Regions from separate parts of the Homo sapiens genome. Here region 1 is linked to region 2. Evidence: read pairs that join two places in POLR2A ChIA-PET (ENCODE). Cell type or tissue: OCI-LY7. All regions are shown on one strand. Links, peaks and the distances in the headings refer to the core of each region. The heading gives the core; the rest is flanking DNA.

Evidence for each region. ChIA-PET counts read pairs that join two places held together with the same protein. Peaks named below come from ENCODE experiments on the same cell type or tissue, not always from the same donor. Only the 100,000 strongest peaks of a DNase experiment are listed, where the experiment ranks them.
Region 1: POLR2A ChIA-PET joins it to region 2 with 6 read pairs; 2 of 35 experiments call an interaction of 5 or more read pairs at or near these places.

Annotation. Positions count from the first base shown.
Region 1 is chr11:33,291,943-33,297,125 of GRCh38, reverse strand. All of the region lies in intron 2 of HIPK3 (homeodomain interacting protein kinase 3), which reads right to left. Among named protein-coding and RNA genes, the nearest start is that of HIPK3, 37 kb to the right of the region's middle. In OCI-LY7, for the core only: no CTCF peak of the experiment used is centred there; no DNase peak of the experiment used is centred there.
Region 2 is chr11:32,932,719-32,937,901 of GRCh38, reverse strand. It overlaps QSER1 (glutamine and serine rich 1), which reads right to left. Exons shown (of 13, transcript NM_001076786.3): 4 at 2,467-5,183. Among named protein-coding and RNA genes, the nearest start is that of QSER1, 42 kb to the right of the region's middle. In OCI-LY7, for the core only: no CTCF peak of the experiment used is centred there; a DNase peak (open chromatin) is centred at 2,241.

The DNA.
Region 1 (5,183 bases), core at 626-4,625, 360 kb before region 2:
TGAGAGACTCCATCTCAAAAAAAAAAAAAAAAAATCTTTTCCATATCAGCAATAACACTGTTTTGCTTTTTTACCATTTACTACTCACTGGAGTAGCACTTTTAATTTCCTTCAGAACTTTTCCTTTGTATTCGCCACTTGACTGTTTGCCACAATAGGCCTAGCTTTCAGCCTGCCTTGGCTTTCCACACGCCTTCCTCGCTAAACTTAATCATTTCTAGCTTTTGATTTAAAGCAAGAGACATGAGATCTTCCTTTCTCTTAGAACACTGAGAGGCCACTGCAGGGTTACTAACTGGCCTACTTTCAATATTGTTGTGTCTCAGGTAATAGGGAGGCCAGAGGAGAAGGAGAGACCAAGGATCAGCTGGTTGTTAGAGCAGTCGGAGCTCACACATTTATTACGTTCACCATCTTATATAGGCACAGTCTGTGGTGCCCCAAAACGATTATAATAGTAACATCAAAGACTACTGTTCAAAGATCATTGTAACAAATAATAATAAAGTTTGAAATATCATTAATTACCAAAAAGTGACATAAAATGAGCGCATGCTGTTGAGAAAATGGCACCAACAGACCTGACACAAGGTTGCCACAAACCTTCAATTTGTAAAAAGCATGTATATGTGAAATGCAATAAAGCAAAACAAGAAAACAAGGTATGCTTCTATATTTTCTAACTTTGCCACTCAAAAGACCTAAAAGAAGTAATATCCTAGAACCACTGAGCATACCTGACCTGTGTCCAGGTCCTGTTTTCCAAAAGCCATTCTCCAATAAAAGGAACAAGTGCTCCTTAGAGGTCCAATCCAAGGGCTGGACAGAAAAAGCACAAGGTAAGTCAGAACATCTGTGGTGCCAGAAAGTAAACCCTGAAGAAAGGATGCGGCCATACCACAGGGACACTGGAAAAAGCCTAAAGAAAGATGCTCTCTCTGAACCATCTGGGATAATTTACTGAACAAAACAAAGAATGATGAGTGATATTTACAACCCATTGAATTAAACAAAAATCTATGAGTCCATACTGAAAGAAAGGAAGGGAGGGGGAAAAAAAGCTCTTCTTGTGGAAGAATTCCTAATAGAGGAACTACAGAATTAGAAAACCATTTGGCAAACCTCAGTTAAGGCCAAACTCATCAACAATGCTAAAATTGGTCAGTGAATACAAGATAAGAAATAGTACGTGTGAATAGTCTCAAAGTATCTCTCCACAAGATATTGTACTTATTAATTACAAAGAAAAAAATGGTAACTTTATAGTGATAAAAACCTGGCAGTTACACCACCTCAACCAAGTGATCAAAGTTCGCCTTACCAATAATGGGACAAATTGACATCATGCGCCTCTCAATATGTGTGGACACAACATCAGTTCTGTGAAGTTCCTGCCAAAAGTGCAAAACCTGAATCTAATCGTGAGAAAACATCAGCCATAAGCAAACTGAGGAACAGTCTACAAAATAACTGGCCAGTACGCTTCAAAAGTGTCAGAGGCATGAAGGCAAAGAAAGATGTAAGGAGCTGCTGCAGCTGTCGGGCCTTAACCTGGGTACTATGTGAACGAGGTTCTGCGCAGGTGCGCTGACTCCGACCACAGGCGGAGCCTACGCCCGAAGGTTTCATAACGACGCAACATAAGCTTGAATTCACGTTTTATTGCGAGGCCTCCACAGCCAACCAATCACACAACCAATATTCAACACAGAGGCAGAAGAAAAGGGGGTTGTGGGGAACAAAGCACAACCCTGGCTAGGGAGACCAACAGGCAAACAGATGAGCCGAACAGTCCCGAAGTCCTTCGGATGCCATGGGCGGGGATGGGGTGGAGTTGTGGGGGGGGGGCGGTGGTGGCTGCTTCTCTCCAGGTGGCAGCAGATGCCAAATCGGGAGGAAGCTTCAGAGGTCTCCTGGGCACAGCCTCTAAAAGCGTCTCGTCCTGGCACATTTTATGATCCTCCCAAATGGGTCTATTCTCATTATCTCAGCCACCTTTCACTTTCTACGGGTTCGTTTCAAGTCTCAGGTGGTACCCGGTGAGGGCAGATGTTGTCACAGCAGTCCATTACATATGTTTATCGCTGGGGGGGAAGGGGCGACTTTGCTGTGAGCTCAATGCTACTTGACATGAGTGACTCCATTTTGAGACATGAGAATGACATCATTATGATATATCACCAGATTAGAGGACACTAATGAGACAGGGCAAATAATGTAAACATGTGATGAAGGACTGAATTCTGCACGAGAAAAAAAGGTCCATTAGTGGGACAGTTGGCAAAATCTAAATAAAGTCAGTAAATTAGCTAACAGTATTGAGTTGATTTTAATTTCCTCAAAACCAAATTGCATTCATGAGCTGGGTGGCTGATGACTGCAGTCCCAGCTACTCAGGAGGTGTGAGGCAGAAGGATTGCTTGTGCCCAGGAGTCTGACACTGCAGTGAGCTATGACTGCACCATTGCACTCCAGCCTGGGCCACAAAGCAAGACCTTGTCTTTAAGAAAAGAAAAAAAAATAGTTTAAACAGTTCATCAAATCAATAATATTGAACTGATGTTAACTGATGACGATTTTGATAATTGTACTGAAGTTATGCAAGAGAATGTCCTTATGTTTAGGAAATGTACACTGAAGCATTTAGAGGTAAAGCAACTTCGTATCACACCCTGTAGGAAAAGGTAGGTGGGTGGGTAGGTGAGGGTGGGTGTGTGGGTGTGTAAAGAGAGAATGATTGATAAAACTAGGGTGGTCAAACACTAACGTGAAACACTGGGGAATCTGCATGAAGGATAACAGGAATCCTTTGTACTATTTTTTACAACTTTTTTCGTATGCCTAAATTTACTTATTTTGTATGTTGAAGATAATTTCAATGTAAAAGTTAAAGAAAAAAAAGGAACTAAAAAAGTTTAAACTTCTCTTGTTCTCTCTCCTTGCTCCAACTACGTTTTTTTTTTTTTCTTTTTCAGATGGAGTCTCGCTCTGTTGCCCAGGCTGGAGTGCAATGGCGCGATCTTGGCTTGGTGCAACCTCCGCCTCCCGGGTTCAAACGATTCTCCTGCCTCAGCTTCCTGACACGTGCCTGCCACCATGCCCGGCCAATTTTTGCATTTTTAGTAGAGACGGGGTTTGACCATGCTCGCCAGGCTGGACTCGAACTCCTGACCTCAGGCGATCCACCTGCCTCGGCCTCCCAAAGTGCTGGGATTACAGGTGTGAGCCACGGCACTCAGCCTCTCCAACTACTTTTTTTTGTTCTTTGTCTACCCATTAGATTGCAAACACCATAAAAGCAGAGACTCATTTTGTTCTCCTCCTGTACAAGCAGCACCAAGCACCACACTTTACATTTTAGAGGCACTAAAGTATTTTGATATTTAATCTTGGACCATATTACAGTTTCTATTCACATATCTTTTCATTGACACAATTTTAATACATTCTACTGATGAATGTATACGTAAAATGTGGTATATATCTACACAATGGTTTATTATTTGGTAATAAAAAGTAGTAAGTATTGATACATCCTACAACATGGATGAACCTTGAAAATATTATGTTAAGTGAAAAAAAAACTCAGTCGAAAAGGACCATATATTGTATGGTTACATGTATATGACATGTCCAGAATAGATGATCTACACAGGCAGCAAGTAGATTAGTGGTTGCTTAGGGCTGGGGGTGATGGGCAGACTGGGGAACAATGGCTAAAAGGCACACGGGCTTCTTTTGAGGGTAATGTAAATATTCAAAAATTGTGTCAGGTGAGAAATAATTTGGCCAAAAAAATTTTAAACTTAAAATTTTAATTGATTGTGCTGATGATGGCACAACTATAAATATACTAAAAGCCATTAAATTGTATACTTAAATGAATGAATTTCAAGGTATGTAGATTATATCTCAATAAAGCTGTTTTTAAAAACAAAAACAAAACAAAAAAACTTAAGAGCTCTGCTAGAATTTTTAATAGAAGGCCCGATATATGTAGTCGACTATCTGTGTCTATGTAAAGTCCTTTATGTAGTAAAGTACTACACATTTGCAGCCACAGGTATGGCGCTGAAAACCATTTCATTTGGCCGGGAGCGGTGGCTCACGCCTGTAATCCCAGCACTTTGGGAAGCTGAGGCGGGTGGATCACAAGGTCAGGAGATCGAGACCATCCTGGCTAACACGGTGAAATCCCGTCTCTACCAAAAATACAAAACAAATTAGCCAGGCGTGGTGGCGGGCGCCTGTAGTCCCAGTTACTCGGGAAGCTGAGGCAGGAGAATGGCGTGAACCCGGGACGCGGAGCTTGCAGTAAGCAGAGATTGTGCCACTGCACTCCAGCCTGGGCAACAGAGCGAGACTCCATCTTAAAAAAAAGAAAACCATTTCATTTTAGAATTTCCTAATCTTCTATTAAAACTAAACTCAATTGACAATCTTGTATTTGTCTAATAAAGGTTCCCAAACAACTACTTTATGATATACAAAAGAAATCACCAGCAATTTCATCCCAATGCTGAGCTTTTTTAGGTTAAGAGTGGCTTAGTGAGAGAAAATGCTCAAGACCAGTCAACCCTGGCTCCTTCTCTGCTGTGCTCTCAAGGGTCATTCTGGGGTCATCGCTCCCCTAGAAGCCTTCCCTGCCCCTCAGATCAGGCTCGGAGCCCTCCTTTGGGTTCCTATATCACCCTGCACACACCTCTCCACCCTGGCATTTCTTGAAGCAAACTATTTTTCCCCTCCATTAAATGATGAAATCATTAATCAAATAAATTAATGAACATACATAAATCACCTTTGTATTCTTAGCACCTAGCACTGTACCAGCACCCAAAAAGGCCTAACAAAATTTGTAAAGTTAAACTTACAGTGTGAATTTGAACCTGTCTGACTTACATAAGTCCCAGTTTTCTCCTTATCAAAGAATAATGCCACCCAGTCTTAACTACCCCATAGAGAAGTGAGAAACAAACTAGAAAATATAACGAAAGGCACTTTGAAAAAATGATGCATTATACATACACGGTGTTTCATCATAAAGTACCCTATGTAAAATATTAGCCGTTATTTTACGGGTCTTCCTATGTAGCTTAATTTTGTTACAGAAACTTTGATACTTCTGGATCTAAGAAGGCATGAGAGGTAAGAATGCCATGAAAGAACAAATATGTCTAAATTAA
Region 2 (5,183 bases), core at 596-4,595:
AATAAGTATCTTCTAGACTAAAAACTGGAGAAGAGAGTAGTCTACAAAGAGAAAAATGTGTTCAAAGGTTCACAACTGTAGAAGGGGGAGAGACATCCAAGAAACAATGAAAAATTCAATTGTCACAGCAGAGGGACAGTGGAAAGAGAGTAAAACATGGAAAAAGGAATTTTTACATATAATCTTTATTTTTCCCATGAAGCACAGAGGTGTTTTGAAATAGAAGTAACAATCAGCTTTCCTTTTTTATAAAGTTGAATCTGTTGACAATGTGGAGGATGGACTGGCATAGAGACTGGCGAGAAAAAATTCTAGGCCAGGCGCAGTGGCTCATGCCTATAATCCCAGCACTTTGGGAGGCCAAGGTGGGAGGACTGCTCGAGGCCAGGAGTTCAAGACCAGCCTGGGCAATACAGCAAGATCCCATCTCTACAACAGATTAAAAAAAAATTAGCCAGGCATGGTGGCATGTGCCTATAGTCCCAGTTGCTCAGGAGGCTGAGGAAGGAAGATTGCCTGGGCCCAGGAGTTTGAGGTTTCAATGTGCCAAGATCACACCACTGTACTCCAGCCTGGGTGACAGAGCAAGACTCTGTCTCTTAAAATAATAAAAAAAGAAAAAAAAGAAAAGTCTGTAATGAGTAATCAGTTGCAATAGTCCAAGTGACAAATGATAGCTTTTTTCAGATGAGGCAACAGGGATGGTGATAAGACAACTTCAAAGACCTAATAGTAAGGATCGGGTTTATGATGATGATTTTAACTAAAAATGAGATAACATATCTCTGGAAGAAACTAGTTTTAGACTCATGTTTTAGAACAGAGATTTCAAAAGGTTCATTCTGGGAATGTAAGAGGGAATATAATAGCGATTGCAAAGCACTCTGAACTGGGTGAGACGTTATAAAACCATATTAGGATTAGACACATCCATGGTAGTAATGTCTTTGAATCTGAGACTGACTTTCTATCATGTTAATTTCCCTGTGTAATGAAATGAGAATTCTTTAGAAATGTATTATCAGATATTTATGCTAACAGGTTATTTGGATACCAGCTGTCTCGTAACACTTTAGTAGTTAAAGGTAGTCAAGTCCAGAGAGAAGCTGGGAAGTATGTTACAAAACAAGGTTTAAGTCTTAAAGCACCACCCTATTTATCCTAAAGAGCTGAGAAAGAATGTAGGCTCTAGAACCAGAAAAACCTGGGTTCAGATTCCAGCTCTGTCACTTACTAGAGGTATGGGCCCACATAATTCATTTATTCTCAGTTATATCATCTGTATATTGGAGATAACAATGTGTATCTCACAACATTGCTACTAGTTCCTGGCACAGAGGTGGTAGTTATATTATTGTTACAAATAAATTTTTCCTTGGCATGTTTCTTACAATAGAAAATACCATACTTACTGCCAATTGTTTACATAAGTCATTGCTTCTTAAAATATGCCAAATGTCCAACAATGATAGACTGGATTAAGAAAATGTGGCACATATACACCATGGAATACTATGCAGCCATAAAAAAGGATGAGTTCATGTCCTTTGTAGGGACATGGATGAAGCTGGAAACCATGATTCTCAGCAAACTATTGCAAGGACAAAAAACCAAACACCACGTGTTCTCACTCAGGTGGGAATTGAACAATGAGAACACATGGGCACAGGAAGGGGAACATCACACACCAGGGCCTGTTGTGGGCTGGAGGGAGGGGGGAGGGACAGCATTAGGAGATATACCTAATGTTAAATAACGAGTTATGGGTGCAGCCCACCAACATGGCACATGTATACATATGTAACTAACCTGCACGTTGTGCACATGTACCCTAAAACTTAAAGTATAAAAAAAAAAATTTCCTCTAAAGCTCCCTTAGCCACAGAGTAAAGTGAAACACATACCCAAAGATTTGGGTATATAATCTGAAGCCAGCATAAAATTTTTAAGTTTTATCTTAATTATATTAGTGTGCATGCTGCACATAACCACATTTAATGGTTCAGATTTTAACTCTATAACATCCCTGTTGCCTCATCTGAAAAAAGCTATCATTTGTCACCTGGACTATTGCAACATATTTAAACATAACCATATTTAATAATAAAATGTTAATCTTCAGATAAAATTGGCAAACTAAGAAAATGTACCAGGTTTATACTACAGCAATGCCCACAATACAGTGCCTCAATTACCTCAAGATGTCTCAGATTAGATGGCATACTGTACAGATTATGCTGCCTTTGGCAAAAAGCCAAGAAAAAGCAGAACTACTTAACCTAAAACATAGACCTTTCCTATAGGCAAGAAAAATTTAAAAAATAAGTCCTTAAGATACCTACCTATACATTTTGTCCTGAAAATGTACTTGCAGACCTGCTTTAAGTGAAAAAAGCTTAAAATGTGGGCTATAGCTGGAAAAATAGAAGAAAGTAATAATTATGAATCTAAATTGTAAAACTTTACCTGTTTTCTTCTTTTTATCAGAAGTAGCATCCAAAGTAGTTAAGGGAGTAGAGACGCTTTTATAAGCATCTTGACTATATCCAGGATCATCTTCATCAGAAGAAAATGAAGATAAATGTTCCAAGTTTTTAAGTTCATTATCAACTTTATCTGATGGACTGTTACCGCCAGTTTCAGACACTAAAGGTGTGGGTGTTGTAGATGAAGGCTTGGGAAGTGGTGGGGGACAAAATGTACGAACCATCTGGGTCCCTGGCCGTCTAGTCCTGTTAGGCATTCGTACAGCAAGAGTGGAAAACTGCTGCTTGGGCCCGGATTTCAGAAAATCTAAGAAAGAAGCAATAAATCCTGTTTTGACTTCTGGTTGTTTTTCCTCCACCTCTTTGATCTTCTGTCTCATTTTTTCTTGATGCTGATAACCATCATGGCAGCTTTCTGAGGAAGGAGGAGTATACGGTAAGTAAATATCTGTTCCCCTTGGATTCTGGCGTTTGCCTTGGGCAGGTCTTTTCAGCTGTTTCTGATTACTGTTGTCTTCCTCTTTAACTTGCCCTTTTCCTTTAGCTCTTTTCTTTTGAAGGTTAAAATGCATTAAATCTTGGTTTTCTTCTTCAATCTTGACACTGACTGCATCCCCAGATTGGGCCATGGCCAACAGTGCAAGTGCACTCCTAGCTGGGTTCATTGACACACCACTGTCGTCACCCCCTAAGGTAAATTCACTCTCTGATGTAGCATTCTCTCCACTTATACTTCTACTACTAGAAACAAACTCTTGGTTTCTGTTATTATTTAATGTACTATCAACAGGAGCTTCACTGTCTTCTTCAGATTCAAGATTGGTAGCAGACTGTTTCTTGAATGGGCCAGAACTTTGCTCCTGGACTTCATGACTTGGTCCAACCACTGCTGAAGTTACTTTAGTTGGTATATTTTGACCAGGTGTTTCAATGTGCTGTTGATCAAGAGTCATTTTTGACTGAAGGGCAGGTACTGGTGAAAGGTTCACAGTAACCTGATTTCCATTTAAGGAAGTATCATTTATATTCTGTGGCTTTCCTACTGTAGCTGTCATAGAGTTAAAATCTGAAGTCACATGCCTGACATCTAATGACTGCTGAAAATGAGATTTAGAATCACCATCTTCAACAGCCTGCATGGTTTCATTTGAAGTTGACTTGGAAAAATCAGTAGGTGTAACTCCACAAGCTGCTGCTGTAGCTGCTAAGATATCATCTACATTTGATAAAATATTTCTTTCATCACTAAGAAGCACTGCCTCTGGGAAACACATCGATCCAAGAGAAACAAACTGATTCTTTGAATCATGTTGATTTGTTTCACTAAAATGGCCCTTTGTTGTTAGATGTTGTTGTAATGGTTTTGAAGACTCAGAGAGGTCCATTTTCATAACTTCAGAATTTTGAGGATGGAGTTGCTGCTGAGAATGATCACCATTGCTTTGAATAACATGACCTTCCATCTGAAGGAAGGGATGTACTATTTGTTGAGGGCTTTGAACACGCTGTGCTTGTAAAGATGCCTTTACTTGACCTAAACCTGCCTGCAGTATTGACTGCTGAAGAATTTGTAAATCACAGGCAGAATCTAAAAGGACCTGTGTATTAGGAAGAGATGCCTGATGGCCATGCCCTAAAGCATGATTTGGAATTTGAATCTGAGATGAAGCATTAATTATTTGATCGTGCTGTTCCTGGACCTTGGACTCATGCACCTTAAGTATGAGAGGATGTTGCTGCTTTAAGTCTTTAGTATTCAACCTTATTTGTGGAGTCTGTATTAAATTAGTTGAGTTCTTAAGATCAAGGGTAGCTGCATTATTGACTTGGCCAATTTGTTGGTTAAGTTGTGTCACTGAACCAACAACACTTTCTTCTTTTTTTGATGCTTGCAGAGCAACCCCAATAACTTGATCTTCAAGACGGGAATTACTTCTGATTACACTCTGAGAATATCTGTCATCTGCCTTTGACACCTTATAAGTTGATTCTTGAGCATTAATTTCTCCATCAGATAGCCTTTGGGTTGATGACTCAAGAGATGCTTGTGGCTGCAACACCTGTAACTCTTGCATTGGAAAACCATCTTCTTGCTTTGAAGATGGATACACATCTGAGTCAAGCTTTCTTTCAGCATAAGACTTTGGGTCAGGGGAAGTTATGTTATTTTGTAATGTCTGACAATGAGTAGAGGATGCAAAAGATGATGACTGGACAGCAGGCAAAAACTTCTGGGACTGGGGAGATGATGACTCTTGAGTCTGAACATTTTGGGAAGAATGCATAGAAATATAATTCTGGGTCGGGCTAGAGTCTGGCAAATTCTGAGCCCGAGAGGCAGAAGAATAAGAAAGAGAAGGGGCTGTTAATGTTAGGGACTCCCCTGAAGCATAGCTTTCTGAAAGACTAACAACTGACAAAACTTGTGATTGAGATGAATAGCTAACCTGTGTCTGGCTAACTGGTGATAAACCCTGAGAGTGACCAGATGAGTAACTTTGAGACTGACTTACTGAAGACAGATCTCTTGTTTGAGCAGGGTAATTCTCATTTGTAACTGAAGACAATACCTCTTGCTGATTAGATGAATAATTAAGCGTCTGATTTTCAGGAGTTACAGTCTGAGATGACCCAGAAAAAGTCAATGTTTTATACAAGGGTGGCAATTTCTCAACCTTGCTGGACCTATAAACCTGT